Linked DNA regions of Homo sapiens: region 1 is linked to region 2. Evidence: chromatin loops called from intact Hi-C (ENCODE). Cell type or tissue: heart left ventricle. All regions are shown on one strand. Links, peaks and the distances in the headings refer to the core of each region. The heading gives the core; the rest is flanking DNA. Region 1 has its middle 17 kb from the start of MRPL57. Region 2 holds the start of LINC00367 (long intergenic non-protein coding RNA 367).

Region 1 (16,172 bases), core at 4,874-12,873, 250 kb before region 2:
CCTGAGGCCTCCCCAGCCATGCTCAATTGTGAGTCAGTTAAACTTCTTTCCTTTATAATTTGCCCAGTCTCTGGCAGTTCTTTATAGCAGTATGAAAACAGACTAATACCAAATGTAATCCCCAAACCTGGAGGTGAGGCCTGCTGGGAGATGTTTGGGTCAATGGGGTGGATCCCTCATGGCTTGATGCTATTCTTATGCTAGTCAGTGAATTCTCATGAGATATGGCTTTTTAAAAGTGTGGCACCTCCCCCACCACTCTTGTTCCCCCTTTGCCTTTTGTCATGATCATAAGCTTCCTGAGCCCTCCCCAGAAGCAGATGTTGGCACTAGACTTCCTGTATAGCTTGAAGAACCATGAGCCAATTAAACCTCTTTTCTTATAAATTACCCAGTCTCAGGTATTTATTTATAGCAATGCAAGAATGGCTTAATACAGAAAATTGGTACTGAGGAGTGGGGCATTACTATTAAGATACCTGATGATGTGGAAGTAGCTTTGGAACTGGGTAATGTGCAGAGGTTGGAAGAGTTTGGAGGACTCAGAAGAAGACAGGAAGATGAGGGAAAATTTGCAGCTTCTTAGAAACTGGGTAAATGACTGTGACCAAAATGCTGATAGTGATATAGGCAGTGAAGTCCAGGCTGCTGAGGTCTGAGATGGAAGTGAGGAACTTATTGGGAACTGGAGCAAAGGTCATGAGTGTTATGCCTTAACAAAGAACTTGGCTGCATTATGTCCATGCCCCAGGGATCTGTGGAAGTTTGAACTTAAGAGTGATAATTTTGAGTATGTGGCAGAAGAAATTTCTAAGCAGCAAAGCATTCAAGATGTGACCTCGTTGCTTCTAAAGAACTATGCTCAGATGTGGGAGCAAAGAAATGCCCTAAAGTTGGAACTTAGGGAAACAAAGAATAAAAATTTGGAAAATTTGCCACCTGAATGTATGGTACAAAAGAAAAGTCTCTTTTCAGGGGAGGAACTCAAGCAGGCTGTGGAGAAACCACTTGCTAGAGACATTTGCATAACTAAAAGAGATCCAAGTGCTAATATCCAAGACAATAGGAAAAAGGCCTCTAGGGCTTTTCAGAAGTCTCTGAGGCAGCTCCCCCCATCACAGGCCCAGAGGCCCAGGAGGACTGAATGGCTTTGTGGGCCAGGTCCAGGGTCCCTCTGCTCTGTGCAGCCTCAGTACACTGCTTCTCACATTCAGGCCACCCCAGCTTCAGTCTCAGCTCAGAGGACCCCAGGTACAGCTTGGGCTGCCACTTTGGAGAATGCAAGCCATAAGCCTTGGCAGCTTCCATGTGATGTTAAGCCTGCAGACATAGACTGCAAGAGTAAAGGAGGCTTGGCAGCCTCTGCCTAGATTTCAGAGGGTGTATGGGAAAGCCTGAATGCTCAGGCAGAAGCCCACTGCAGGGGCAGAGCCCTCATGGAGATACTCTACTAGGGCAGTGCAGAGGGGAATTGTGGGATTGGAGCCGCCACACAGAGTCCCCACTGGGACACTGCCTAGTGGAGCTGTGAGAAGGGGGGTCACCATCCTTCAGATCCCAGAATGGTAGATACACCAGCAGCTTGCATCCTGCACATGGAAAAGTGGCAGGCACTCAATAAGCTGTGAGAGCAGCTTCAGGGCCTGAACCCAGCAAAGCCACAGGGTCAAAGCTCCTCAAGGCCTTGGGAGACCACCCAGCACACCATGTGCCCAGAATGTGGGACATGTAGTCAAAAGAGATTATTTTGAAGATTTAAGACTTAGTGACTGCCCTGGTAGGTTCTGAACCTGCATGGGGCCTGTAGCTCCTTTCTTTTGTCTGATTTCTCCCTTTTGGGTTGGGAGTATTTACCCAATGTCTGTACCCTCATTGTATCTTGGACGTAAATAACTTGTTTTGATTTTATAGGTTTGTAGGTGAAAGGAACTCATTCTAGATGAGACTTTGGACTTGGGACTTTTGAGTTAATACTGGAATGAGTTAAGATTTTGGGGGACAATTGAGAAGCCCTGATTATATTTTGCAATGTAAGAAGGACATGAGATTTGTGGGGGGAGGGGGCAGGGGCTGAATGATATTGTTTGGATATTTGTCCCCACTGAAATCTCTTGTTGAAATGTACTCCCCAGTGCTGGAGGTGGGGCCTGTTGGGAGGTGTTTTGGTCATGGGGATAGATCCCTCATGGTTTGATGCTGTTCTCAGGCTAGTGAGTGAGTTCTCATGAGATCTGGTTGTTTAAAAAGTGTGGCATCTCCCCTGCCACTCTTGCTCCCCCTTTGTCTGCTGCCATGATTGTAAGCTTCCCGAGGCCTCCCCAGAAGCAGATGTTGACACTGTGCTTCCTGTATAGCCTGCAGAACCATGAGCCAATTAACCTGCTTTTCTTATAAATTATCCAGTCTCACGTATCTCTTTATATCAATGCAAGAACCACTTAATACACTGCATACTAGAGATACAAGCATATGTACTAAAGGTATGAAGTATGATGATTATAAACCCTAATTTCATGGTGGTGTTTATCTGTCTGTGGGGAGGTCAATATGCAGCCTGGGACTGGGTACCCAGAGGGCTTCCAATGTACTGATAATGTTTTATTTTTTCCATTGGATGGTGGATGCACAGTAGTTCATTGAATTATTCTATATGCCTTGTGTACATTTTAAATATTTCACAATATTTCCAAATAAATATTGAATTAGTTATAAAATGAAAAGCAAAAAGAGGAAGCAATAAAGGGAACTCCAATTTGGATTTATTGTTGATCTATGAAGATGAATTGTGTAAGAATCTTGGCAGAAAGGAAAATTTCAGAACAGATTCATGATGCTGAACATATTTACATATACCCTAGACTTTGGGGAAAGGAATTTTAAAAAAGAAAATATGTAAGAGTTACATTGACAGAGACTCAAATTTAAATTATAAGTATTCAAGTCCAAGGGATGTAAAATCCAACCAAGTGGTCGACACACAGCCCTTCTCCAGTGCCCCTAACCACCCCTGGGGGTTTGTGCAGAGCTTGGATTTTACAGGCCCTCTTCATAAGGTGGAAACAGGGCATCACCAAAAAGAAGCAAAACAGAGGCAGGAGCTATAGAGCAAGAAGACTAAGCCGAGAATAAGCTGATGCTCGCCAGAATACTGGAGCCCACAGAACATCCCTGCAGAGCAGAAAGCCTCCTTAAAGGCCCTGGCACCTGCCCGGGATGTGGGAAGGTCTGGTGATCTCCAGTAGCTCACAGAGGCTGAGAGCGGTCACCTGGCTCCTGGTGGCCCCTGGGGAGCTCTTCCAGCAGGAGAGAGAGCAGAGTCTTCAAAAGCCCATCACCAGCCAGCTGGCCTGAGAGACAGCAGTTCCTGAGTGGCTCTCTGCTTTCAGGAACTCAGATCAGAAGGCACGGAAGGAACTCACAGCAGGATCACACTGCTGTCATCTGGATACCAAGGACCAGGACATGGGCCAGGAAGCTGGTGTCTGGCAAGTGTCATTTTGTTTCAAAAAAGGCAAACAAAAAGAATGTCAAAAATTTGATTTTAATTTTTTGGCAGAAGACTTCCTCCCTTTCTCCTGTCCTTTCTTTTTTCCTCTTCCTTCTTTCCCTCCTTCCGTCCTGTCATCCTTCCTTTTTCCCCTTCTCATTCCCTTCCATCGCACTTTCTGTGCCCAGAAAATGACAGCAAGCTGCCATGCACCACTGTGCGAGTCCTCTTGCTCCTTGCATTGTCAGCTGCATTTCCATATCGTATATCTAGACTCCCAATTATAGGCCCAGTGCTGTTTTTCTTTATTATCTCCAGTGTCTGGCACAGTGCTAGTCATGAAATACACTTTCTGAATATGTTTGTGGAAGGAAGGAAGGAAGGAAGGAAGGAAGGAAGGAAGGAAGGAAGGAAGGAAGGAAGGAAGGAAGGGGCAACCCCCCTGGGGTTAATGCTGCCTGTGCTCCCTGAAGTTCATGAGGCTATGAATAAAGAATGAGGACCCCCTGTTCCCCACCCTCCCAGCCTTGTGGTGGTGGCTGGGTGTGCAGGGATGGAGGCTGTGTCTTTTGCAAAGTGTCCTCCACCCGAGGGCAAAAACTACATCATAAGTCAAAACCAGCAGGGGGGCCTCCCGAGCCATCGGTGCACGTAGCTCCATGCAGTGCTCTGTGAATGCGCCTCTGGATGTGTGCAGGTGCATGCGATGGAATCTATCTGATGCTATGAAGGGTGGTAACATTTGAAAAGGGGTGACGGGGAAGGAGAAGAAACACCTGTGCTCCTTTGTAGGTGAAGAAGCACCCTGCTTCCTTTGTAGGGGTAGTTTCAGAGGAGGCTGCTCAAACTGAAGGTTTAAAGAAGATCCAGGATCTCATTATACCTAAAATCTCCAAAATATAAAAAATCATCATAACAAGAACCAGGACAGTGTCCATTTGAATGACAAAATACAAGAGGCACCAACCCAGATGTTGGAATTATCTCACAAGGGTTTTAAAGCAGCCTTCATAAAAATGTTACAATAAGCAATTACAAACACTCTTGAAACAGGTGAAAAAGAGAAAATCTCAGCAAAGAAATCAGACACATAAGAACCAAATGGAAATTTTAGAACTTAAAAATACAATAACCAAAATAAAAACACTTAATGGATGGGCTCAACAGAATGAAGGGAACAGAAGAAAGAATCAATGAACTTGAAGACAGAACAATAGTAATTAGTCTAAACAACAGAAAGGGCTGAGTGGGGTGGCTCACCCCTGTAATCCCAGCATTTTGGGAGGCCGAGGTAGGTGGATCAACTGAGGTCAGGAGTTTGAGACCAGCATGGCTAGCATGGTGAAACCCTGCCTGTCTCTACTAAAACTATAAAAATTAGCTGGGCATAGTGGTGGGTGCCTGTAATCCCAGCTACTCGGGAGGCTGAGGCAGGAGAAACACTTGAACTTGGGAGGCAGAGGTTGCAGTGAGCTGAGATCATGCCATTGCACTCCAGCCTGGGCGACACAGGGAGACTCTGTCTCAGAAAAAATAAAATAAAATAAATTTTAAAAATGGCAGAAAATAGACCAGGCGCGGTGGCTCACGCCTGTAATCCCAGCACTTTGAGAGGCACAGGTGGGTGGATCACGAGGTCAAGAGATGGAGACCATCCTGGCCAACATGGTGAAACACCGTCTCTACTAAAAATACAAAAATTAGCTGGGCGTGGTGGCACCCACTGGTAGCCTCAGCTACTTGGGAGGCTGAGGCAGGAGAATCACTTGAACCCGGGAGGCAGAGGTTGCACTGATCTGAGCTCACGCCACTGCACTCCAGCCTGGAGATAGAATGAGACTCTGTCTCACAAAAAAAAGAAAAAAAAAAATGGCAGAAAATAGACCTGTGGCTAGGGATGGTTGGAGGTTGGAGAACATAGCCTCCAGGGACCTGTGGGACTGTAACAAAAAATCTAACATTCTCATCACTGGAATTTGAGAAGAAGCAGAGAGAGTGGGAGCTGAAGAAGTATTTAAAGAAATATGGTTGAAAGTGGTGGCTCATACTTTGGGAGACTGAGTTGGGCAGATCACAAGGTCAGGAGTTCGAGACCAGCCTGGCCAATATGGTGAAACCCCTTCTGTACTAAAAATACAAAAATCAGCAGGGCGTGGTGGTGGGTGCCTGTAGTCCCAGCTACTCGGTAGGCTGAGGCAGGAGAATCCCTTGAACCAGGGAGGCAGAGGTTGCAGTGAGCTGAGCTAGCACCCCTGCACTCCAGCCTGGGCGACAGAGTGAGACTCCGTCTCAAAAAAGAAAAGAAAAAAAAAGAAATATGGCTGAAAATTCCCCAAATTTAACAAAAGACATAGACCTTCAGATCTAAAAACCTGGGTGAACCACAGACAAAATAAATACAAATAAATCCAAGCCAAGACCCAACATAAACTTCTGAAAACTAAAGACAAAGGGAAAAATATCAAAAGTGGTTTGAGAGAAATGACACCCTACTTATAGGGCAAAAACAATTTGAAAGACAGTGGATTTCTCATCAGAAAACATGAGGCCAGAAGGAAGTGGCACATTTCTCAAGTGATGAAAGAATAGAACTACCAGGGTCAGGCGTGGTGGCTCACACCTGTGATCCCAACACTTTGGGAGGCTGAGGCGGGCAGATCATGAGGTCAGGAGTTCGAGACCAGCCTGACCAACATGGTGAAACCTTGTCTCTACTAAAAATACAAAAATTAGCTGGGCGTGGTGCTGCGTGCCTGTAATCCCAGCTACTCAGGAGGCTGAGGCAGGAAAATCACTTGAACCCGGGAGACAGTTTGCAGTGAGCCGAGATCGCGCCACTGCACTCCAGCCTGAGCGACAGAGCAAGACTCCATCTCAAAAAAAAAAAAAAAAAATAGAACTACCAATGTGTAACCTGTATCTGATGAAAATACTGTTCAGCAATGAAGGGGAAATAAAGACATTTTTGGACAAAAGAAAACGGAGAATTGGCCTGGTGCAGTGGCTCATGCCTGTAATCCTAGCACTCTAGGAGGCCAACGTGGGAGGATCGCGTGAGCCCAGGAGTTCGAGACCAGCCTGGGAAAGATGGTGAAACCCCGTCTCTACCAAAAATACAAAAATCAGCCGGGCGTGGCAGCATGCGTCTATAGTCCCAGCAACTCAGAAGGGTGAGGTGGGAGGTTTCATTGAGCCCAGGAGCTCAAAGCTGCAGTAGGTTGCGATCGCACCTCGGCACTCCAGCCTGGGCAACAGAATGAGACCTTGTCTAAAATAAATAATAAATAAATAAATAAATAAATAAATAAAAAGGTGTTTTCTTAGAGTTGGTTCCATTTTCCATGTGATTGGAAAACTGACTGCACAGCCATAGTTACTAATATTTGAAGGTTCATATCCAATAGAAACACAAAGTGTCCTTATCTCAGCATGCCACAAAAAAGCATCATTGCATACCAAGGACTTTGAATGGATCACATAGCCATCCCTGAAGCAATCACGGTAGCCACAGAAATGTGATGTGCTATTTGGCTGAGCTCCATTCTTGAGGCGGAGGAAAAGCCCCACCTGAAGCAAAGGGCTGAAAAAGGAGGATGGGTGGATTCCTGGAGGAAAATCAGAGATGTTAGCAGAGAATGTATGCTGGAAAACAAATGACAGATGTTTCACTATGATGAATAAATAAATGATGAATGCTAAAACAAAAGCAAAAACAAAAAACTTCCCCACAAAGACAACACCAGGCCCAGATTGTTTCACCGGTGAGGTCTATTAAACATTTAAAAAAGAAATAATACCAATCTTACATAAATTTCTCAGACAGTAGAGAAAAGAGGAAAGCGAGGCCAGCCACAGTGGCTCAAACCTGTAATCTCAGCACTTTGGGAGGCAGAGGCGGGCGGATCACCTGACGTCAGGAGTTCAAGACTAGCCTGGCCAACATGGTGAAACCCCGTCTCTACTAAAAATACAAAAATTAGCCAGGTATGGTAGTGTGGACCTGGGTCCCAACTACTCTGAGGCAGGAGAATCGCTTGAACCCGGGAGACGGAGGCTACTGTGAGCCAAGATCGCACCACTGCACTCCAGCCTGTGCAGCAGAGCAAGACTCCATCTCAAAAAAAAGAAGAGGAAAGCTTCCAACTCATTTTATGAGTACGGCATAAACCTAACACCAAAATAGATGATGGATAAATTTTGTGTATATACCACAATTTGCGTATCCATTCCTCAGTTGATAGATGATACTTCTTGCTTTTAGTTTTTTACTATTATAATGGAGCTGATAGAACATTTAAGTACAGATCTTTTTCCTTTGCTTTTTTTTTTTTTTTTTTTTTGAGATGGAGTCTCGCTCTGTTGCTCAGGCTGGAGTGCGGTGGCGCGATCTCAGCTGACTGCAACCTCTGCCTCCCGGGTTCAAGCGGTTCTCCTACCTCAGCCTCCCAAGTAGCTGGGATTACATGTGCTCGCCACCACGCCCAGCTAATTTTTGTATTTTTAGTAGAGATGGGGTTTCCCTGTGTTGGCCAGGCTGTTCTCGAACTCCTGACCTCATGATCTGCCCGCCTCAGCCTACCAAAGTGCTGGGATTACAAGTGTGTGCCACCTCGCCTGGCCAATTTTTGTATTTTTAGTAGATACGAGGTTTCACCATGTTGGCCAGGATGGTCTCAATCTCTTGACCTTGTGATCCACCTGCCTTGGCCTCCCAAAGGGCTGGCATTACAGGCGTGAGCCACTGCGCCAGGCTGATAATGTCAATCTTTTACATTTGAGACCTTCTAATGGATGTGTATATCATGGTGGTTTTAATTGGCATTTTCCTTTTGACTAATGGTGTTGAATTTGTTTTCATGTGTTTTCTTTGCAATCCATATTTTTTTGAAGACTGTTAAAATATTTTGCCCATTTAAATGTTTTTGGTTTTTCTTTTATTATTGAATTTTGAGAATGACTTATATATTCCAGATATGAGTCCTTTATCAGATATTTTTCTCCCAGAGTGTAGCTTGTTTTTCCATTCTTTTAACAGTGTCTTTTAAAAAGCAGATGTTAATTTTGATTGACGTCTAATTTCTCAAATGTTGGTTTAATTAATCACTTTGGGTCATATTTAATAAATCTTTCCTTAACCAAAGGTCACAAAGATTTTTCCCTTATGTTTTCTACTAGAAGTTTTATAGTTTTAGGTTTTCTATTTAGTTCACAATCCACCTTGAGTTAATTTTTATATAAAGCATGAAGTACAGATCAAAGTTCACTTTTTGGCCAGGCGCAGTGGCTCATGCCTATAACCCCAGCACTTTGGGAGGCCGAGGTGGGTGGATCACCTGAGGTCAGGAGTTCGAGATCAACCTGACCAACATGGTGAAACCCCATCTCTACTAAAAATACAAAAAAAAAATTAGCTAAGTGTGGTGGCATGTGCCTGTAATCCCTGCTACTCGGGAGGCTGAGGCAGGAGAATCACTTGAACCCGGGAGGCGGAAGGTGCAGTGAGCTAAGATGGTGCCACTGCACTGCAGCCTGAGCAACAAGAGCAAAACTCTGTCTCAAAACAAACAAACAAATAAACAAAAAACAAAGTTCATATTTTGTTTAAGAATACCCATTTGTGGCCGGGCGCAGTGGCTCACGCCTGTAATCCCAGCACTTTGGGAGGCCGAGGCGGGTGGATCACGAGGTCAGGAAATCGAGACCATCCTGACTAACGTGGTGAAACCCCGTCTCTACTAAAAATACAAAAAATTAGCCGGGTGAGGTGGCGGACGCCTGTAGTCCCAGCTACTCGGGAGGCTAAGGCAGGAGAATGGCGTGAACCTGGGAGGCGGAGCTTGCAGTGAGCCGAGATCACGCCACTGCACTCCAGCCCAGGCAACAGAGGGAGACTCCGTCTCAAAAAAAAAAAAAGAATACCCATTTGTGCCGGGCGTGGTGGCTCACGCCTGTAATCCCAGCACTTTGGGAGGCCCAGGCGGGCAGATCACAAGGTCAGGAGATGGAGGCCATCCTGGCTAACACGGTGAAACCCCGTCTCTACTAAAAATACAAAAAAAAAATTAGCCGGGCATGGTGGCGGGTGCCTGTATTCCCAGCTACTCGGGAGGCTGAGGCAGGAGAATGGCGTGAACCCGGGAGGCAGAGCTTGTAGTGAGCCGGGATCGCGCCACTGCACTCCAGCCTGGGTGACAGAGCGAGACTCCATCTCAAAAAAAAAAAAAAAAAAAAAAAAAAAAAAGAATACCCATTTGTGGCTGGGCGCGGTGGCTCACGCCTTTAATCTCAGCACTTTGGGAGACCAAGGTGGGTGGATCACCTGAGGTCAGGAGTTCAAGCACCCTGACCAATATGGTGAAACCCTGTCTTTACTAAAATTACAAAATTTAGCCGGGTGTGGTGGGGGGGTGCCTGTAGTCCCAGCTATTAGGGAGGCAGAGGCAGGAGAATCGCTTGAACCCGGGAGGTGGAGGTTGCAGTGAGCCGAGATCACGCCACTACACTCCAGCCTGGGTGACAGAGTGAGATCCCATCACACACAAAAAAAAAGTTCAGAAGAAGGTTGGAAGCAGTGGCTCACATCTGTAATCCCAGCACTTTGGGAGACCAGGATGGGAGGATCACTCAGGAGTTCAAGACCAGCCTGGGCAACATAGCAAGACCCCATCTCTACAAAAAAAAAAAAAAATTTTTTTTAATTAGCTAGGCATGGTGGCACATGCCTGCGGTCCCAGCTACTTGGAAGGTTGAGGTGGGAGGATCGCTTGAACTCGGGAAGCGGAGGTTGCAGTGAGCCGAGATCATGCGCCTGCACTGCAGCCTGGGCAACAGAGGGAGACTCCGTCTCAAAAAAAAAAAAAGACTACCCATTTGTTTCAGCACAATTTTTTTTTTTTTTTTGCAAAAGACCATTCTTTCCCCACTGAATTACCTGTGTATCTCTGTTGAAAATTAATAGCCTATATATGAATTGACCTACTTCTGAACTCTGTTTTATTCAGTTGCTTTTTTTTTTTTTTTTTTTTTTTTTTTGACAAAGTCTCTCTCTGTCGCCCAGGCTGGAGTGCAGCGGTGCAGTCAGAACTCATTGCAACCTCCGCCTCCTGGGCTGAAGCAATCCTCCCACCTCAGCCTCCCAAGTAGCTGGGACCACAGATGCTGCCGCCATGGCCGGCTCTTTTTTTTTTTTTTTTTTTTCAGTAGAGATTGTAGAGGTGGGGTTTCACAGTGTTGCCCAGGATGGTCTTGAACTCCTGAGCTCAAGTGATTTGCCCACCTCAGCCTCCAAAAGTGCTGGGATTACAGGTGTGAGCCACCGCGCCCAGCTATTTGTCCGTCTTTATGCCAACATCACACTCTCTTGATTACTGTAGCTTTACATTTTGTCTTGAAATTGAGTAGTGCAAGTTTTCCAACTTTTTTTTTCAAAGTTGTTTTTGTAATTCAAGGTCCTTTGAATTTCCACATGAACTTTAGAACCAACTAGTCAATTTCTACACCCGCTAACCCCCACAAAAATACCTACTGGATTTTAGCTGGGATTGCATTGAAAGTGTAGATCAGGCCGGGAGCAGTGGCTCACACCTGTAATTCCAGCACTTCGGGAGGCAGAGGCAAGAGGATCACTTGAGGTCAGGAGTTTGAAACCAGCCTGGGCAACATGGAGAAACCCCATCTCTACCAAAAATACAAAAATCAGCCGCTCATAGTAGAACGCACCTGTATTTCCAGCTACTCAGGAAGCTGAGGTGGGAGGGTCACTTAAGCCCTGGAGATGCTGCCATGAGAGCGCCACTGCACTCCAGCCTGGGCGACAGAGTGAGACTGTCTCAAACCAACAACCAAACCAACCCAAAACAGTCATTTTAGCCTTGTTCTTGATTTTAGGGAGGAAAGAATTAGGTTTTTTACTATTAAATATGATGTTAGCAGTTGGTTTTTCATAGGTGTACTTTGTCAGGTCAAGGAAGTTTCCTTTTAGCCCTACTTTGCTGAGAGTTTTTATTAGGATTGGATGTCGGATTTTGTCAGATGCTTTTATCTACATCTAATGAGATAATCATGAGTGTGTGTGTGTGTGTGTGTGTGTGTGTGTGTGGTAATAAGGTAAATTAGAGTGATTTGCAAATGCTAAACCAACCTTGCATTCAAGGGATAAACTCCATTTGATCATGATGTTGTCATGTTTCTATATATTGTAGGGATTCAAATAAAATTTTAAAGTTTTGCATCTATGTTCATAAAGGATATTGTTCTGTAGATTTTTCTTGTAAAGTCTTTTTAAAGCTTTCATATCAGGATAATACTGGCTTCTTACACTGAGTTGGGCAGTATTCTCTCCTCTTCAATTTTCTGTTAAGAGTTTATATAGAATTGGTGTTATTCCAGAAATGTTTGGTAAAATTCACTAATGAAACTGTCTGGGCCTGGAGTCTTCCTTGTGGGAAGGTTTTTAACTACAAATCCAATTATTGAACATATAAGTCCATTCAGTTTATCTGTTTCTTCAGTGGGCTTTGGTAGTTTGTGTTTTTCAAGGAATTTGTCTATTTTATCTAAGTTGTCCAATTTATTGGAGTAAAGTCGCTAATATTTTGTTATATTTTTAAAAATCTGTAAACATTTTAATGATGCCATTTTACTAATTTCTGATCATGGTAATTCATGTCTTTTCTCTTCCTGATTATTCTGGCCAGAGATTTATCAATTTTATTGATGTTCGAATATATCCTTTTTTTTCCCTATTGTTTTACTTTTCTAGTATCATTGGTTTCTGCGCTGATCTTTATTGCTTCTCCCAACCCCACCTTACTTTAAGGCAGACAGCTTTTTTAAAAACTTTCAGGCCAGGCACGGTGGCTCACGTCTGTAATCCCAGCACTTTGGGAGGCTGAGGCAGGTGGATCACCTGAGGTCAGGAGCTCGAGACCAGCCTGACCAACATGGAGAAACCCCGTCTCTACTAAAAACACACAAAAAAATACAAAATTAGCCGGGCATGGTAGTGCATGCCTGTAATCCCAGCTACTTGGGAGGCTGAGGAAGGAGAATCACTTGAACCCGAGAGCAAAGGTTGCAGTGAGCCAAGATCACACCATTGCACTCCAGCTTGGGCAACAAGAGTGAAATTCCGTCTCAAAAAAATAAATAAATAAATAAATAAATAAATAAATAAATAAATAAAAATTAAAAAATAAAAAACTTTCAGTACTTTAAAAGTCATGTTCCTGGCCAGGCACAGTGGCTCACACCTGTAATCCCAGCACTTTGGGAGGCCGAGGTGGGTGGATCACCTGAGGTCGAGAGTTCGAGACCAGCCTGACCAACATGAAGAAACCCCATCTCTACTAAAAATACAAAATTAGCCAGTCGTGGTGGCACGTGCCTATAATCCCAGCTACTCTGGAGGCTGAGGCAGGAGAATCACTTGAACCCAGGAGGTGGAGGTTGCAGTGAGCCGAGATCGTGCCATTGCACTCCAGCCTGGCTAACAAGAGTGAAACTCTGTCTCAAAATAAATAAATAAATAAATAAATAAATAAAAGTCATGTTCCCCTGTTGGCTTGCATGGTTTATGTCAAGAAGTTTGTTGTCACTCTTTCTTTGGATTTCCTGAACACTTATCTTTTTTTCCACCTCCTTTACAATATTCTCTTTTTTTTTTTTTTTTTGAGTCTTGCTCTGTCACCCAGGCTGGAGTGCAGTGGCTTGATCTCGGTTCACTGTAACCTCCGCCTCCCGGGTTCAAGCGATTCTCCTGCCTCAGCCTCCCAAGTAGCTGGGATTACAGGCGTGCATCACTGCACCCGGCTAATTTTTTTATTTTTAGTAGAGACGGGGTTTCGCCATGTTGGTCAGACTAGTCTTGAGCTCCTGACCTTTGGTGATCTGCCCACCTCAGCCTTCCAAAGTGCTAGGTTACAGGCATGAGTGACCACACTGGCCCAATTCATTGTTTTCAACAGGAACCCAGGCAGGGCATTTGAAAGGAGGGTATATCCTTGATATCAACAAAGGATTGAAGATGAGGACAGACAGAGGCTTAGGTGTTGTGAAGGTGAAGGGGATCCACAGTGATGAGATTCCATGTTATCAGGGTATATGAGGTTAGGTCACAGATGGGGATGATGATGGAGGAGGGCCTGAAAGCAGAAGGCTACTGCAGGGAGGAAAAGGTATGAGTTATCTCAATGAATAGGATAAATTACAACAATTCAATCAATATGGCATGGTGTTATGAGCTGAACTGTGTCCCTCAAAATTCTACAGTATGTTGAAGTCCTAACCTCCATCACCTCAGAATGTAACTGTCTTTGGAAATAGGTCTTTAAAGGTGGTAATTAAGTTAAAATTAGACAGTTGTGGTGGCCCTTAATCGAATATGGCTGCTAGCCTTTTAAGAGGAAATTTGGAAATACAGATTTGACACCAGGCTGGTGCATGAACAGAGACAACCATGGGAAGAGAGTGAGATGATCATCTGAAAGCAGAGAGGTGTGTAACAGATCCTTACCAAAGGATCAAGAAAACCAATCCACCCTTCAGAACTGTGGAAAAATAAATTTCTGTTGTTTAAGCCACCCAGACTGTGGTATTGTTAATGACAGCCCTAGCAACATAATACACATGATAAAATTGCTGGGGTGCTAGGCACTGTGGTTCACACAGGTACTTTCAGCACTTTGGGAGGCCAAGACAGGAGGATCAGGAGTTTGAGACCAGCCTGGGCAACATAACTAGATCCTGTCTCCACAAAAAAATTAAAATTAAAAAAATTAGCCAGGCGTGGTGGTGGGCCTGTAGTGTCAGCTACTTGGGAGGCTGAGGCAGGAGGATTGCTTGAGCCAAGGAGTTCAAGATTATAGCAAGCTATTATTGTGTTTGTAAATTGCCACTGCACTTCAGCCTGGGCAATACAGTGAGACTTGGTCTCAAAAAATTTTTTTCTTCAATAAAAAATTTAAAAATAAAGATTGCCCCCTCTCCCTCTCCCCTCTCCCCTCTCCCTCTCCCTCTCCCCACGGTCTCCCTCTCCCTCTCTTTCCACGGTCTCCCTCTCATGCTGAGCCGAGGCCGGACTGTACTGCTGCCATCTCGGCTCACTGCAACCTCCCTGCCTGATTCTCCTGACTCAGCCTGCGGAGTGCCTGCGATTGCGGGCTCGCGCCGCCACGCCTGACTGGTTTTGGTGGAGACGGGGTTTCGCTGTGTTGGCCAGGCCGGTCTCCAGCCCCTAACCGCAAGTGATCCGCCAGCCTCGGCCTCCCGAGGTGCCGGGATTGCAGACGGAGTCTCGTTTACTCAGTGCTCAATGGTGCCCAGGCTGGAGTGCAGTGGCGTGATCTCGGCTCGCTACAACCTCCACCTCCCAGCCACCTGCCTTGGCCTCCCAAAGTGCCGAGATTGCAGCCTCTGCCCAGCTGCCACCCCATCTGGGAAGTGAGGAGCGTCTCTGCCTGGCCGCCCATCGTCTGGGATGTGAGGAGCCCCTCTGCCTGGCTGCCCAGTCTGGAAAGTGAGGAGCGTCTCCGCCCGGCCGCCATCCCACCTAGGAAGTGAGGAGCACCTCTTCCCGGCCGCCATCACATCTAGGAGGTGAGGAGCGTCTCTGCCCGGCCGCCCATCGTCTGAGATGTGGGGAGCGCCTCTGCCTCGCCGCCCCGTCTGGGATGTGAGGAGCACCTCTGCCCGGCTGCGACCCCGTCTGGGAGGTGAGGAGCATCTCTGCCCGGCCGCCCCGTCTGAGAAGTGAGGAGCCTCTCCGCCCAGCAGCCACCCAGTCTGGGAAGTGAGGAGCGTCTCCGCCCGGCAGCCACCCCGTCCGGGAGGGAGGTTGGGGGGGTCAGCCCCCCGCCAGGCCAGCCGCCCCATCCGGGAGGGAGGTGAGGGGGTCAGCCCCCCGCCCGGCCAGCCGCCCCGTCCGGGAAGGAGGTGGCGGTGTCAGCCCCCCGCCCGGCCAGCCGCCCCGTCCGGGAGGGAGGTGGGGGGGTCAGCCCCCCGCCCGGCCAGCCGCCCCGTCCGGGAGGGAGGTGGGGGGGTCAGCCCCCCGCCCGGCCAGCCGCCCCGTCCGGGAGGGAGGTGGGGGGGTCAGCCCCCCGCCTGGCCAGCCGCCCCGCCCGGGAGGTGAGGGGCGCCTCTGCCCGGCCGCCCCTACTGGGAGGTGAGGAGCCCCTCTGCCCGGCCACCACCCCGTCTGGGAGGTGTGCCCAACAGCTCATTGAGAGCGGGCCAGGATGACAATGGCGGTTTTGTGGAATAGAAAGGCGGGAAAGGTGGGGAAAAGATTGAGAAATCGGATGGTTGCCGTGTCTGTGTAGAAAGAAGTAGACATGGGAGACTTTTCATTTTGTTCTGTACTAAGAAAACTTCTTCTGCCGTGGGATCCTGTTGATCTGTGACCTTACCCCCAACCCTGTGCTCTCTGAAACATGTGCTGTGTCCACTCAGGGTTAAATGGATTAAGGGCGGTGCAAGATGTGCTTTGTTAAACAGATGCTTGAAGGCAGCATGCTCGTTAAGAGTCATCACCACTCCCTAATCTCAAGTACCCAGGGACACAAACACTGCGGAAGGCCGCAGGGTCCTCTGCCTAGGAAAACCAGAGACTTTTGTTCACTTGTTTATCTGCTGACCTTCCCTCCACTATTGTCCTATGACCCTGCCAAATCCCCCTCTGTGAGAAACA
Region 2 (16,172 bases), core at 4,276-12,275:
CCGGGTGACAGAGCAAGACCTTATCTCGAATATATATATGTGTGTGTATATATATATATTATATGTTATATATATATATATATATATATATAATCTTAATCTCTTTGCACTTCAGTTTTGTTATCTATACAATGGAGATGATAATAGTATCTATTTCATAGGTTTTATAGGTAAGGGCTAACTGACACACTACAGGTCATGCACTCAGCCAAGTGTCTGGCTCACTGTATCCTTTTAAACTGTTAGTGATGACCGGGCATGGTGGCTCACGCCTGTAATCCCAGCACTTTAGGAGGCCGAGGCGGGCGGATCATGAGGTCAGGAGTTCAAGACCAGCCTGGCCAACATGGTGAAACCCCATCTCTACTAAAAATACAAAAAAAATTAGCCAGGCTTGGTGGCAGGCACCTGTAATCCCAGCTACTTGGGAGGCTGAGGCAGGGAGAATCACTTGAACCTGGGAGGCAGAGGTTGCAGTGGGCTGAGATCACGCCACTGCACTCCAGCCCAGGTGACAGTGCGAGACTCTGTCTCAAAAAAAAAAATTTTAAAAAGTGTTAGTGACTATTACCACCAAATCATTTTACCATGGGTAAGTCACATAACTGGTCCCACCTCAGTGTGCTCCTCTGTAAAAGGACAGAGTAGGACCAAATCACTGTGACTCTAAAGCTATTCCAGCTCTCAAGGTTTTTTGTTATAAGATTCCATGATACTCTTGAAGAGACATTTGCATACCCATGTTTATAGCAGCACTATTCATAACAGCCAAGAAGCGAAAACAACCCAAATTTCCATTGACAGACAAATGGACAAACAAAATATGGTATATACATGCAATGGAATACTTAAAAAAAGAAATCCTGTCTCATGCTACACATAGACGAAACTGAAGGACATTATGCTAAGTGAAACAAGCCACTCACAAAAACACAAATACTACATGATTCCACTTATATGAGGTTCTTAAGTTAGTCAAAATCAAAAAGACAAAATGTAGAGACAGAAAGTAGACAGTCTTCATTCAAAGCAAACTAACCAATAAGACTGGTTACCAGGGGCTGGGGAAAGGGCGGGGAAGAGGAGTTGTTTAACGGGTTCGGTTTCAGTTTTGCAAGATGAAAAAGTTCTGGAGATTGGTTGCACAACAATGTAAATATACCTAACCCTACTGAACTGTGCACTTAAAAATGGTTAAGATGGGCCAGGCGCAGTGGCTCACGCCTGTAATCCCAGCACTTTGGGAGGCCGAGGTGGGTGGATCATGAGGTCAGGAGATCAAGACCATCCTGGCTGACACGGTGAAACCACATCTCTACTAAAAATATAAAAAATAGGCTGGGCACAGTGGCTCACACCTGTAATCCCAGCACTTTGGGAGGCCGAGGTGGGCGGATCAGGAGGTCAGGAGATTGAGACCATCCTGGCTAACACGGTGAAATCCCGCTCTACTAAAAAATACAAAAAATTAGCCGGGTGTGGTGGCGGGCGCCTGTAGTCCCAGCTACTCGGGAGGCTGAGGCAGGAGAATGGTGTGAACCTGGGAGGCGGAGTTTGCAGTGAGCCGAGATCGCGCCACTGCACTCCAGCCTGGGCAACAGAGCGAGACTCCATCTCAAACCAAACCAAACCAAACAAACAAACAAACCAAACAAACAAACAAACAAGGTTAAGATGGTAAATTTTATGGTTTTTTTTTTTTTTTTTTTACCACAATAGAAAAGATTCTGGCCGGGTGCGATGGCTCACGCCTGTAATCCCAGCACTTTGGGAGACTGAGGCAGGCAGACGACGAGGTCAGGAGTTGGAAACCAGCCTGACCAACATGGTGAAACTCCATCTCTACTAAAAATACAAACAACAACAAAAAAAATAGCCAGGTATGGTGGCACGCGCCTGTAATTCCAGCTACTTGGGAGGCTGAGGCAGGAGAATTGCTTGAACCCAGGAGGCGGAGGTTGCAGTGAGCCGAGATCACGCCATTGCACTCCAGACTAGGAAATAAGAGCGAAACTCTGCCCCCCACCAAAAAAATTTTATCTTTCTGCCCGTGGATACCACCAAAGAAGCATCATGAAAGCCTCTTTTCTCCCTGCCTTCATGTCTAAGTCAGAGTCTCCTAAAGAGCCTGAACAGCTGAGGAAGCTCCTCTTTGGAGGGTTGAGCTTTGAAACAACCGATGAGAGCCTGAGGAGCCATTCTGAGCAATGAGGAACGCTCCTGGACTGTGAGGTAATGAGAGATCCAAACACCAAGCACGCCAGGGGCTTTGGGTTTGTCATCTATGCCACTGTGGAGGAGGTGGACGCAGCCACGAATGCAAGGCCACACAAGGTGGATGGAAGAGTTGTGGAACCAAAGAGAGCTGTCTCAAGAGAAGATTCTCAAAGACCAGGTGCCCACTTAACTGTGAAAAAGATATTTGTTCGCCAGGCGCAGTGGCTCATGCCTGTAATCCCAGCACTTTGTGAGGCTGAGGCGGGTGGATCACGAGGTCAGGAGATCAAGACCATTCTGGCCAACACAGTGAAACCCTGTCTCTACTAAAAAAAATACAAAAAATTAGCTGGGTGTGGTGTCGGGCGCCTGTAGTCCCAGCTACTTGGGAGGCTGAGGCAGCAGAGTGGTGTGAACCCGGGAAGCAGAGCTTGCAGTGAGCCGAGATCACACCACTGCACTCCAGCCTGGAAGACAGAGTAAGATGCTGTCTCAAAAAACAAAAGAAAAAAGAAAGAAAAGAAAAAGATATTTGTTGGTGGCATTAAAGAAGACACTGAGGAACATCCCCTCAGAGATTATTGGTTATTTGGAACAGTATGGGAAAATGGAAGTGATCGAAATCACGACTGACCGAGGCAGTGGCAAGAAAAGGGGCTTTGCTTTTATAACCTTTGATGACTATGACTCCGTGGATAAGATTGTCATTCAGAAATACCATAACGTGAATGTCCACAACTGTGAAGTTAGGAAGCCTTGTCAAAGCAAAAGATGGCGAGTGCTTCATCCAGCCAAAAAGGTCGAAGTGGTTCTGGAAACTTTGGTGGTGATCATGGTGGTGTCATGGGAATGACAACTTTGGTTGTGGAGGAAACTTCAGTGGTTGTGGTGGCTTTGGTGGCAGCCATGGTGGTGGTGGATATGGTGGCAGTGGGGATGGCTATAATGGATTTGGTAATGATGGAAGCAATTTTGGAGGTGGTGGAAGCTACAATGATTTTGGCAATTACAACAATCAGTCTTCAAATTTTGGACCCATGAAGGGAGGAAACTTTGGAGGCAGAAGCTCTGGCCCCTATGGTGATGGAGGCCAATACTTTGCCAAACCATGAAACCAAGAAAAATTGTACTCTTCAGGTGGCTATGGCGGTTCCAGTAGCAGCAGTTAGCTATGGCTGTGGCAGAATATTTTAATTAGGAAACAAAGCTTAGCAGGAGAGGAGAGCAAGAGAAGTGTCAGGGAAGCTACAGGTTACAACAGATTTGTGAACTCAGCCAAGCACAGCGGTGGCAGGGTCTAGCTGCTACAAAGAAGACATGTTTTAGACAAATACTCATGTGTATGGGCAAAAATCCTGAGGACTGTATTTGTGACTAATTGTATAACAGGTTATTTTAGTTTCTGTTCTGTGGAAAGTGTAAAGCATTCCAACAAAGGGTTTTAATGTAGATTTTTTTTTTTTGGCACGCATGCTATTGATTGCTAAATGTAATAGTCTGATTGTGACCCTGAATAAATGTGTTTTTTTTAATGTGCAAATAAAAAATTTCCTTAAATGCCTACAGAATACAGAAAACAACTTTTCAGGTATTAACCTGATATAACTGGCCATTCGCTTTTATTGCAGAGAACTTCTCCACATCTGCTTCTACCATGAATTAACCAACACAAATCATATGTTCCATTGGTCGTAATGGCTGGTCACAAAAATCATAACAGTTTTACATGAGGTGAGATTTTTCAGTTTACAAATACTTTTATGCACATGATCTCGTTTTATATTTGCCACAAACCTGAAAGATAGTAAATATTGACATCTCATTTTACAGTTGAAAAACTCAGGGCTGAGAGATTTGCCTCATAAAACTCACATGCCACCTCTATGCTCTGAACCCAAATCTTCAGATTCCTGTTCATAGCAGCATCATTCACAACAGCCAAAAGGTGGAAGCAGCACAAGTGTCCATCAGTGAATGAATTATTACACAAAATGTGGTGCATCCATACAGTGGAATATTATAGAGCCTTTAAAAAGAAGGAAATCGGCCAGGTGCAGTGGCTCATGCCTGTAATCCCAGGACTTTGGGAGGCCGAGATGGGTGGATCACGAGGTCAGAAGTTCGAGACCAGCCTGGCCAACATGGTGAAACCCCATCTCTACTAAAAACACAAAAATTAGCCAGGTGTGGTGGCAGGTGCCTGTAATCCCAGATACTTGGGAGTTGGGAGGCTGAGGCAGGAGAATGGTTTGAAACCAAGACATGGAGGTTGCAGTGAGCCAATATCATGCCATTGCACACTCCAGCCTGGGCGACAGGGCAAGACTCTGTCTCAAAAAAAAAAAAAAAAGAAGAAGAAAAGGAAATTGCCCGGCATGGTGGCTCCCACCTGTAATCCCAGCACTTTGGGAGGCCAGGGTGGGTGGATCACCTGAGGTCAAGACCAGCCTGACCAACAAGGCATAACCCCATCTCTACTGAAAATACACAAAGAAGCTGGGCATGGTGGAGCTTGCCTGTAATCCCAGCTACTCGGGAGGCTGAGGCAAAGAATCACTTGAACCCGGGAGACGGAGATTGCAGTGAACCGAGATCACGCCACTGCACTCCAGCCTGGGCGACAGAGCAAGATTCTGTCAAAAAAAAAAAAAAAAAAAAGAAGGAAATCCCATTACATGCTACAACATGGATGAACCTCCAGGCCATTATGCTGAGTGAAATAGGCCAGTCACAAAAGTACCAATACTGTGTGATTCCACTCATATGCCATATGTAAAGCAGGCGAATTCATAGACACAGAAGTGTAAGTGTGATACGGCGCTGCGGGAGTGGGAACCGGGAGTTAGTGTTGAACAGGTGGCAGCTGCTGCACAGGCCGATGAAGAGTTCTAGAGGTGGACAGTGGTGATGGCCACACAGCGATGTGAATGCTCTCGATGCCACTGAACTGTGCACTTAAAAATGGGTAAGATGGTATTTAATGTTATGTCCTTTTTACCACAATTTGAAATAAAACAAAGAGCTCTCCAGGGGCTTCAGGTGTGTGGTCACATAGCCCGGTCCCGTGTCGCTGTTACCAGGAGACTTCGGTGCGGCGAGCTCGGGTGCCAGGAACCCCGTTCCGTGTCGCCCTTTCTGTTGACCGCTAACTGCGGGGGATTTCGCCCGTCCTGCCTGCCCCGTGAACGGCCAGGCCCTTCAGGAGCTGCGGACCGCCAGGTCCTACCGCAGCGGCACGGGGCGCACTAGCCTCTTAGGCGCCGGGTGCTCCAGAGCCTCGCAGAGGACTCCCGATCTCTTCACACCCTCTCCAACTGCACTTGCAGCCACATCTCCCCCTCCCTCCCCTCCCTTTGGTCTTGTGAGAACGCAGTTTTCCGGAGCCCTCCCCGTCTCTCCACCGTTTCTCCATCCCCCCGGGGTTCCTCTAGCACGTGCTGAGCCCGCATCCTCCAGGCTAGCTCTCGTGGTGGGTGCCTGAGTGAAGAGAGCATTTCCCCTTTCTCAACAAAAGTAGTACAAAAGACGTCAAATCCAGGATGTTGTGGTTCAAATTTTAAATCTGCCACTTGGTTCTATATTCGGCAAAATCCTATTATTATCTGTGTTTTTTATTTTTATTGAGACAAGAGTCTTGCTCTGTAGCCCAGGCTGGAGTGCAGTGGCGCTATCTCGGCTCACTGCAAGCTCCGCGTCCCGGGTTCATGCCATTCTCCTGCCTCAGCCTCCCGAGTAGTTGGGACTACAGGCGCCCGCTACCACTCCCGGCTAATTTTTTCTATTTTTACTAGAGACCAGGTTTCACCTGCGTTAGCCAGGATGGTCTCGATCTCCTGACCTTGTGATCCACACGCCTCAGCCTTCCAAAGTACTGGGATTACAAGCGTGAGCCACCGCGCCCGGCCTATCTGTGTTTATTTTACGAGGTTTTGAGGATCCTGTTAAAGGGCTCAGCATTCTCAGTTCGGTTCTACAAATGTTTAATGAACACCTAATATATGACTGGCACTATCCAAGAAGAGATATCTTCTCTCCCTTCCTCTGTTCCTTCATTAAATATATTTTGTGTACCTGCTGTGTGCCAGACACTGTACTGTGTATTGGGGATACCCGTGAAGAAGGTGGACATGCTTCCTTCTGCCCAGGACTCACAGGAGGGGAAAGCATTTAGAAAATTATAATACAATAGTCTCAAAGGTATGATGGAGAAGTGGAGGAAGCTGCTGCTGGAGCACCCAGGAGAGGACGCGATCCAGACTGGGGAGGTCATGGAAGGCAGCCCAGCGGAAGTGATGCCTACCTGAAACCTACTATTAGGCAGCAGAGGCCGGAGAAGGGGCACACATGGTGTGGGGGATGTCGCCATATGTCTGGAGCTTCACAGTGCCTGAAGAAGATTTGAGGCTGGAGGCACAGGCAGGGCCCAGGTAGCGAAGGGCCGTATGAGTCTTATTAAGGAAACTGGGCAAGATTAACCAAGTTGGTTATCTGTTGCTTGCAACTAAAGAACTCAACCAGACTGAAATAGAATCACAGAATCGTGTATTTCGAGTCTCGCAAGGAACTCCAGAGACAATCTGATTTGGAAACAAACCTCTGGACAGTTAAGGATTATCAGCCCTCTCTTGTAAGTGGGGTGGATCACTCAGGTTAGGAAACAGAAGTAACCCCACAGTGTCACAGTGAATATGTGCTAGAGTGAAAACACCCACACCTCCTGTCTCTCAGGGTGGAGGGGCGCATTCCCCACCACCTCTTTGTTTATCCCACGTGGTATCTAGTATAACACCTTGCTTTGAGAGAGAACCATTTTAGTAGAGATAATAATACCCAATTTAAGCATATCAGTTAAAAACAATGAGAAGGAAAAAGCTACATTAAGCTGGTAAGAGAGTAAAGGTGCCATATAGTACTTCTTCCAGTATTCAGACCAACTCTTTTAGATTTTTTTTACCAACCTCCTATGTTAAATATACTTTTTTTTTTTTTGAGACGGAGTCTCACTCTTTCGCCCAGGCTGGAGTGCGGTGGAGCAATCTCGACTCACTGCAACCTCCGCCTCCCGAGTTCAAGCAATTCTCTGCCTCAGCCTCCTGAGCAGCTGGGATTACAGGTACCTGCTGCCATGCCCGGCTAATTTTTGTATTTTTAGTGGAGAAGGGGGTTTCACCATCTTGGCTGTGCTGGTCTCGAACTCCTGACCTCGTGTTAGACCCGCCTCGGCCTCCCAAAGTGCTGGGATTACAGGCGTGAGCCACCACGCACTGCCAGTTCTATTCTTTCTTAACTTCCCTTTTCCTTGAAATAATCCTCCCCTTACCCAACTGACTCTTTTCTCCTCTTTTTTTTTTTTTTTTTTTTTTTTTGTTGTTGTTGTTGAGATGGAGTCTTCCTCTGTCGCCCAGGCTGGAGTGCAGTGGCATGATCTCGGCTCACTGCTACCCCTGCCTTTGAGGTTCAAGCAGCTCTCCTGCCTCAGCCTCCCAAGTAGCTGGGATTACACGTGCCCGCCATTATGCCCGGCTAATTTTTGTATTTTTAGTAGAGACGGAGTTTTGCCAGGTTGGCCAGGCTGGTCTCAAACTCCTGACCTCAGTTGATCCGCCTGCGTCGGCCTCCCACAACTGACTCTTTTCTTATGTTGAACAAAATAAAGTTTCCCTGAGTGCCCTGAGCAGCTAGGGCGCCATCAAGGAATGAAGCGTCCTGAATGGATCCTTCTAGAAAAGGCTGGGGGTGGGAGCCACCTGGTGGCCAAAGCTGTGCAGACCACAGCTGTGTAATGAGGCAAGTTGGTTTAAAAAAGGAACAGGCTGCAGAGCCGAAGTATTTGTCAAAGTAATAAAAACGTTTAAATGAGTCATTTGGTTTATAGCAACTCCTAGGAAACGCTTTTCCAAACAATTTAGTCTGTTGAGCGCACACAGTACTGGTTTCCGCTAGAGTCTTGTTCATGTAATTGAGAAATTCGCAACTTAGACTTGAGCAGCAGTTCTCAAAGTGTGGTCTGTGGACTTCAGGGACACACGAAGTCCCCCTTTTCAATTGTATACCTGGGGGGTGCTGGACTTCCCCATCTACTTCAAACAAAACATATGGTAACAGGTCAAATGTGGAAGCAGAAATAAAAACTCCACCATCTGCGACCGGATGCGATGGCTCACGCCTGTAATCTCAGCATTTTGGGAGGCCGAGGTGGGCAGATCACTCGAGGTCAGGAGTTCAAGAGCAGCCTGGCCAACATGGTGAAACCCCGTCTCGACGAAAAATACAAAAAATTAGCTGGGCATGGTGGCGCACGCCTATAAATCCCAGCTACTCGGAAGCCTGAGGCGCGAGAATCGCATGAACCCGGGAGGCAGAGGTCGCAGTGAGCTGAGATTGCACCACTGCACTCCAGTCTGGGCAACAGAGCGAGACAATGTCTCAAAAAAAAAAAAAAAGAGAATTCCACTATCTGATATTAAACCCGCTATTCAAGAGGTTTGCAAAATGTAAACCAATGCCACTGATGCCACTAACTGTTATTTTGGGAAATATAGTTATTTTGCATAAAACACATTATTTGTGTTAACATGTAATTGGTTTATAATGGCCACTTTTCCATCTATAAATATTCTTTATTTTTTTCCATTTTAATTTTTAATATGATAAATATTGATAGATAGATAGATATGGATATAGATATACCTCCTTTCTGTCCCCTCACTTCATATATATGAATTTGTCTGAAGTTCTCAATAATTTTTAAGAGTATAAAGGGATCCTAAGCTCAAAAAGTTCTAGAACCACTGGACTAGAGCAATGTGTCAGCTGAGCATTAAAAACAGTACAGAATTTGACATTCCCCTGGAGGGGTTACTGTGTGATGATTTGAATCAGGTACACTTGCAGATGTGTTTCCATCAACCTCTGTATTGAAGGCCCAGTTATCTCTACTTACCTTGTTGCTCGTGTAAACACCTCTTAAGTACCACTCCAAATCTTTGGACACCGTTGGACGCTTACTCCACCCTGCTGCCACTGCAGAAACCAGCTGTCTGTGGACACTGCCAGCTCCATGTGGCATCCCAAATGGCACCCACCTCACAGGACCCCTGGCCCCTATGCTTGAGAAACCCACAATAAGTCAGAGAAAAAAGTAAGTGCAGAGAAATTGAAGCTTGTGGGGCGAATCTTCAACCAATGAGCTTAGGAGCAAACAGATAACGTTTTTTTCCTCTCCTACCTGACACAGTGTGCTGAGATCCAGGCCCCTCCAGAAACAGTCCCAGAAGCCCAAACAATCAGTTGTCAGATGCCCAATGGTGACCAGCTCCTCAGCCCAAAACTCTAGCACTCCGTAAGTTAAGGCTATGCATAGTTTACCATTTCACCATATTCTCAGCATCTACAAACTATAAACAGCCTTCAAAGAACAGTAGTAGCATTTTCATAACATTTATTTTGTGTCTAATCCGACTCTATGTCATAAGAATTAAAGAAGTAGCTTCTAAAATCTCAGTCTCCTGAAAATGAAGCTTTAGAATTGTTTCCTAAAATAACATTATTTTATATTACCCATTACCATTATTAAAAATGGTAATACTCGACCAGGCATGGTGGCTCACACCTGTAATCCCAGTACTTTGGGAGGCCGAGGCCAGTGGATCCTGAGGTAAGGAGTTCAAGGCCGGCTTGGCCAAGATGGTGAAGCCCTGTCTCTACTAAAAATACAAAAAATTAGCCGGGCGTGGTGGCAGGTGCCTGTAATCCCAGCTACTCAGGAGGCTGAGGCAGAGAATTGCTTGAACCCAGGAGGCGGAAGTTGCGGTGAGCCAAGACTACCCCACTGCATTCCAGCCTGGGCGACAGAGCCAGACTCTGCCTCAAAAAAAAAAAGTAATACTCTGATTCTAGAAAGGTTACACTGAAATAGACACTCTCATGTTGTTGATAAAAATTGTTATAACTTTTCTGGAACAAAATTTTGTTTTGTTTTGTTTTTTTGTTTGGTTTTGTTTTTTGAGATGGAGTCTCCCTCTGTTGCCTAGGCTAGAGTGCAGTGGTGAGATCTCTGCTCACTGCAACCTCTGCCTCCTGGATTCAAGCAATTCTCCTGCCTCAGCCTCCCGAGTAGCTGGGATTACAGGTACGCACCACCATGCCCAGCTAATTTTTTGTATTTTTAATAGAGAGAGGGTTTCACCATGTTGGCCAGGCTGGTCTTGAACTCCTGACATCAAGTGATCCACCCACCTCGGCCTCCCAAAGTACTGGGATTACAGGTGCGAGCCACCGCACCTGGCTGGAACAAAATTTGGCAACAATTTCTACAGAAACAATTTAAAAATGGGACAAACAGTTATGCACAAAAGTATTTCCCTTAGCACATCTATACTATAGTATCTTTAAACGCAATTACACATTCAATACTATGATGACGGTTACAAATATTTTATGACTCTATGCCATACTGTCACATTTTATGTAATCAATAAAAATTCCATATTCAAAAAGTTTTTAATAAAAAGCAAAATTATCACTATATAATGTTAAGTAAAGGGTGAAGGATACAAACTGTACGATCTCAGTTTTTTGTAGCAAGAAAAAGAAAAAAATAAATATATCAAAAATTTTACATGTCTGAAAGGAAATACGGCAAAGTTTTAAAAAATGGTGACCTCTTGTAGGTGATACAATTGTGGGTGATTTTTTTCTTCCTGATTTTTTTTTTTTTTTGAGACTGAGTCTCAGTCTGTCGCTAGGTCAGATTGCAGTGGCGCGCGCCACCACGCCCAGCTAATTTTTTGTATTTTTAGTAGAGACTGGGTTTCACCATGTTGGCCAGGCTGGTCTCGATCTCTTGACCTTGTGATCTGCCCACCTCAGCCTCCGAAAGTGCGGGGATTACAGGCATGAGCCACGGTGCCCAGCCTTTTCTTCCTAATTTTAAACATCTTCTGTATATTTCCAAATTTTCTACAGTGTAAGTGTGATATTTTACAGCACGATTATTAGAAGGTAAAAATGGGTGAGGCTCTAGGATTTCGAAGGTCACTTTCAGCTCTAAAATTCCTTAATTCACACAGCTCTTATCACTATGGTTTGTTTGTTTTTTGACTTTCCACTGATAGTAACAGAAGAGTATATTACACATTTCCTAATAGCAATGTTATGCATGTCATTGCCTGAGATTCCTAAATCTTGTGCAAGATTTCAACATTATCTGTAGAACTTAAGTGCTAGATTGTGATCTTTTATGAAGTTTTTGAGTGTTGTCAACAGACTGAGTGTTCAGATGAAAATGCCGGGAGAGGACAATACTCGTAAATGTGCATTTCTACATTTAGATATAGCACATTAGTTAGTGCTTCATCATTCAAGAGACATTTAAATTTTACTACATTATAATAACATTCTTAAGAGTTTCCTTAAGACAAGGAGATAAACTCAGTTATTGCTAAGCAAGAATCTGCTGAAACAGTAAACAAACAGGTATAAACAAGTGCATTTGAGTGTGTGGCCACATGCCTGTCACTCCCAAATTCTTGTCCTTTGTTCCCAGCTGGGGAGAAGGTAAACAGAAATGGAGAATGAGGAGTCTCAGCTCCTGGCCTCCGGCCTGCTCAAGCGAAGGGGTAGGAGATCATCCCGCCACTTGCCAGGGATATTTTGGGGATATATCTGACACTGGGTCACATGCACTAGTTGGCCTGCAACAAATCTCAGTCTCCCAGCCAGTCGGCAGCAGATCAGGCACTCCTGTCTTTGAGCCACTGTGGAAGGAACTAGCCTGGGCAGCTCCTCAAAGGGGCTCTTGCTCACATCAAAGCTGGACAGTCAGCCCCTGGTGGGCTTCAGATTCAAAGACCCCTTCTGCCCCCCATCCTTGACTGTTGCCCCTCACAGTGGTCTCACTCTTTCCTTCTTAATCAAGTATGTGGGGCCCCTTTTGGGACAAGCATCCTGGATCAGGACCCAGGCTTTTGGTGACCCAATCCAACGATTCCTGACTCATCGCCTTCTGTCCCATAGGCTTGCATTCCTCCATGAGAAATCCCCTTTGCGTCTTCTTTCAGAACTAAACTTTAGATAACTCCTTAAAACCAGAACCCAAATCTTAGCACTATCACCCACTCCCCGCAAAGGGTTACTCTCTACCCCTGAGCAAGGATGGCTTGGTCGGGGGGCATGCCCCTTGCTTTATGGTGGATTGTTACTTTTCATGCAGGGAAAAAAATAAAACGAAACATTAGTGTTTTCATTTAAAAACAAGTTGAACAGTCGTCTCCTGTAAGAGAATCCTGGAGCCCCAGACACACCTAGAAACACAAGTCTGTGCAAAAATACAATGTGTAGATTTATGGAAATGCACATGATGTGAAAAGTCCCTAACGGATGTGTATAAAAATTCGACTTTTTTTTCTTTGAGTCTCACTCTGTCACCCAGGGTGGAGTGAGTGCAGTGGGGCAATCTCGACTCACTGCAGCCTCCGCCTTGTGGGTTCACACGATTCTCTTGTCTCAGCCTCCTGAGTAGCTGGGACTACAGGCGCACGCCACCATGCTTGGCTAATTTTTATATTTTTAGTAGAGACGGGGTTTCACCATGTTGGCCAGGCTGGTCTCAAACCCCTGACCTCAGGTAATCCACCCACCTCGGCCTCCCAAAGTGTTGGGATTTACAGGCATGAGCCACCACGCCCGGCCCAAGTCTTTTTATTCAACACCTCATTTTATTCTTATGCACTGAATGCCACATTGGTTTCTTTTTTCTCTCTCTCTCTCACTCAAAGCACTATTATTAAATCCATGATGCAGCTTACTTTCAACATTATCTTCAAATTTAGGAAATACCATTGTATCATAAGCAGTGGTAATTCCCGTCTGCCAGGTGTCTACCGGGTGAAGGGGTCTTGCTCTGTGCTGGGTGCTCAGAGCCATCCCTGCCCATCTTCGTGCTAATGCCTGGAGGCAGCCACATTAGCTCCACCTCCTGGCTTGGGAGCTGAGGCTCAGAGAGGACAACTAATCAGCCCAAGGTCCCAAGCTAATATGTGGCACACGGAGATCTCAAACCCAGCATGAGGTAGGTACTGTGACCCCTATTGCACAGATGAAAAACAGACATACCGAGATGACGGGAACTCACTCAGGGCACACAAATGATAAGTGGCAGAGAAAAGATTGGAATCAAAATCCTACAAAAATCCTACAAAATTGAGGTGAGGCACAGTGGCTCACACCTGTAATCCCAGCACTTTGGGAGGCCGAGGTGTGTGGATGATCACTTGAGCCCAGAAGTTTGAGACCAGCCCGGGCAACAAAGTGAGACCCCTGTCTTTACAAAAAAATTTAAAAATTAGCCAGATGTGGTGATGTGCCTCTGTAGTCCCAGCTACTTGGGAAGCCAAGGCAGGAGAATCTCTTGAGCCAGAGAGGTCAAGGCTACAGTGAGCTATGATCACACCACTGCACTCCAGCCTGGGTGACAGAGCGAGACTCCGTCTCAAAAAAATAAAAAAAGAAAAAAATAAATAAATAATTAAAAAAAAAAAAAAAAAAAAAGTCTGGGTGCGGTGGCTCACGCTTGTAATCCCAGCACTTTGGGAGGTGGAGGCGGGCAGATCACGAGGTCAGGAGATCGAGACCATGGTGAAACCCCATCTCTACTAAAAATATAAAAAATTAGCCGGGTGTGGTGGTGGGCGCCTGTAGTCCCAGCAACTCGGAGAGGCTGAGGCAGGAGAATGGCATGAACCTGGGAGGCGGAGCTTGCAGTGAGTCGAGATCACGCCACTGCACTCCAGCCTGGGCAACAGATCGAGACTCCGTCTCAAAAAAAAAAAAAAAAAGAAAATTTAGGACACTTTGAAAACACAGTGAACAGACACCTATAGTAATCATTTTCCCTGTCACTAAAACTCATAAAACAATGGCTTTGAATGGCTATATGATATTCCATTATGATGATATAGCCCAAATTAATTAACCATTTACTTGTTATTGGAAATTTAGGTTATTTCCTATTTTAAATAATTTAAAATGTAAATATACCTTGTAAATAACATCATATTGCATATCTTTATACATGATCTTTTTCTTTTCCTTGTATAAGCTTTATCATGAGTACATAATCTTTTTCTGCATCTTTAATTATATTCTTAAGAACATTTTTAATGCTCTTGTTATATATTTCCAAATTGATTTCCAGTGTATACTCCCAGGAGAGGGTTAATTTCATGGTTCCTCTTGTGAATGTTATCTTTATTTTATTCTTTAAATATTTCTTTTCTGTATTTTGAATAAATGTACAACAGAATGTTATGTGGATTTTCTTTTTTCCCATGTTCCAGAATTGCAGCTGAAACCAAAAGCCCTGGACAAAAAATGTGAAGTGTCTGGGAACCTTAGAGACCCCTCTGGGCTTTCCGAGAAAGGCAAGATCCGCAATCAGCTCTCCAGCCTTCTCACCTCCCCAGCCAACAGAAACTCTTCTGTCTCCTGGTTGGACTTGGGCTCAGCCTCAGCTGTTGATTAGGACAACTGTGTCCCCCAAGCAGGGGAAGAAACCTTGGAAGAGATGAAGAACAGGGAGTGAGTAAGAGCGTGTCAGTTGAGTGACCGTGAAGACAGTGGGAATGGAGGCAGCTTACCCATGTCGGGCAGATCCACTCCTCCCAGAACCCTCCCAAAAGCCCCTCCACATGCACCTATGGAAGTTCCAGTATTTGAGGGGTCGCCTCACATAGCCCATGTCAGTTAGCATTAGCCACAGAGGCAGGGACACTCACAAGAACCTTGCTGCCAGCTTTGCACAGGGAACTTACCATGAGGTGATGAAGTTTAAGCTCAGTGCCCTTCACCTGGATAATCTATGTTAATACTCAAAGGTGTCCAACATTTTTTTGAGACTAAGTCTTGCTCTGTCACCCAGGCTGGAGTGCAATGGTTGTGCGATCTCAGCTAACTGCAACCTCTGCCTCCCGGGCTCAAGCAATTCTCCTGCCTCAGCCTCCCAAGTAGCTGGGATTACAGGCACCCACCACCACGCCTGGGTAATTTTTTTTTTGTATTTTTAGTAGAAATAGGGTTTCACCATGTTGGCCAGGCTGGTTTCGAACTCCTAACCTCAAATGATCCTTCCGCCTCAGCCTCCCAAAATGCTGGGATTACAGGTGTGAGCCACCATGCCCGGCCTTTTTTTTTTTTTTTTTTTTTTTTTTTGAGACAAGGTATCACTCTGCTGCCCATGCTGTAGTGCAGTGATGCGATCATAGGTCAATGTGGCCTCCACCTCCTAGCCTCAAGTGATTCTCCTGCCTCGGCCTCCCAAAGTGCTGAAATTACAGGCATGAGCCACTGTACCTGGCTATTTTTTTCACTCTCTCTATTTTTTTTTAGACAAGAGTCTTGCTCTGTTGCCCAGGCTGGAGTGCAGTGGCACGATCTCGGCTCACCGCAAGCTCCTCATCCCAGGTTCACACCATTCTTCTGCCTCAGCCTCCTGAGTAGCTGGGACTACAGGTGCCCTCCACCACGCCCGGCTAATTTTTTGTATTTTTAGTAGAGACGGGGTTTCACCATGTTAGCCAGGATGGTCTCGATCTCCTGACCTCGTGATCCACCTGCCTCGGCCTCCCAAAGTGCTGGGATTACAGGTGTGAGCCACCACGCCCGGCCCTTTTTCACTCTCTTGCCTAGGCTGGAGTGTGGTGGCACAGTCATAGCTCACTGTAACCTCAAACTCCCAGGCTCAAGTGATCCTCTTGCCTCAGCCTCCCCAGTAGCTGGGGACTACAGGTGCATGCCATAAAGTCCAGCTAATTTTTTTTAGGTTTTGTAGAGACAGGCTCTTGCTACATTGCCTGGGCTGGCCTCCAACTCCTGGCCTCAAGTGATCCGCTTGCCTTCACCTCCCAAAGTGCTGAGATTATAGGCGTGAGCCACCACTCCTGAGCCCAACATTTTAT

The links. A loop is a pair of places that touch in the nucleus more often than their neighbours do. Peaks named below come from ENCODE experiments on the same cell type or tissue, not always from the same donor. Only the 100,000 strongest peaks of a DNase experiment are listed, where the experiment ranks them.
Region 1: it touches region 2 in a loop (6-fold over the local background); 27 of 110 quality-filtered maps call a loop at or near these places.

What each region holds. Positions count from the first base shown.
Region 1 is chr13:21,185,752-21,201,923 of GRCh38, reverse strand. No RefSeq gene overlaps it. Among named protein-coding and RNA genes, the nearest start is that of MRPL57, 17 kb to the right of the region's middle. In heart left ventricle, for the core only: no CTCF peak of the experiment used is centred there; no DNase peak of the experiment used is centred there.
Region 2 is chr13:20,935,528-20,951,699 of GRCh38, reverse strand. LINC00367 (long intergenic non-protein coding RNA 367) reads left to right here and starts at 2,272. Exons shown (of 6, transcript NR_104058.1): 1 at 2,272-2,395; 2 at 3,846-3,948; 3 at 9,100-9,358; 4 at 9,455-9,559; 5 at 11,765-11,837; 6 at 13,050-13,136. It also overlaps the pseudogene HNRNPA1P30. RefSeq lists enhancers at 7,630-8,206, 11,601-12,100. In heart left ventricle, for the core only: a CTCF peak has its summit at 7,969 (motif pointing left); DNase peaks (open chromatin) are centred at 5,628 and 7,939; H3K4me3 peaks cover 816 bases; H3K27ac peaks cover 1,366 bases; H3K27me3 peaks cover 1,015 bases.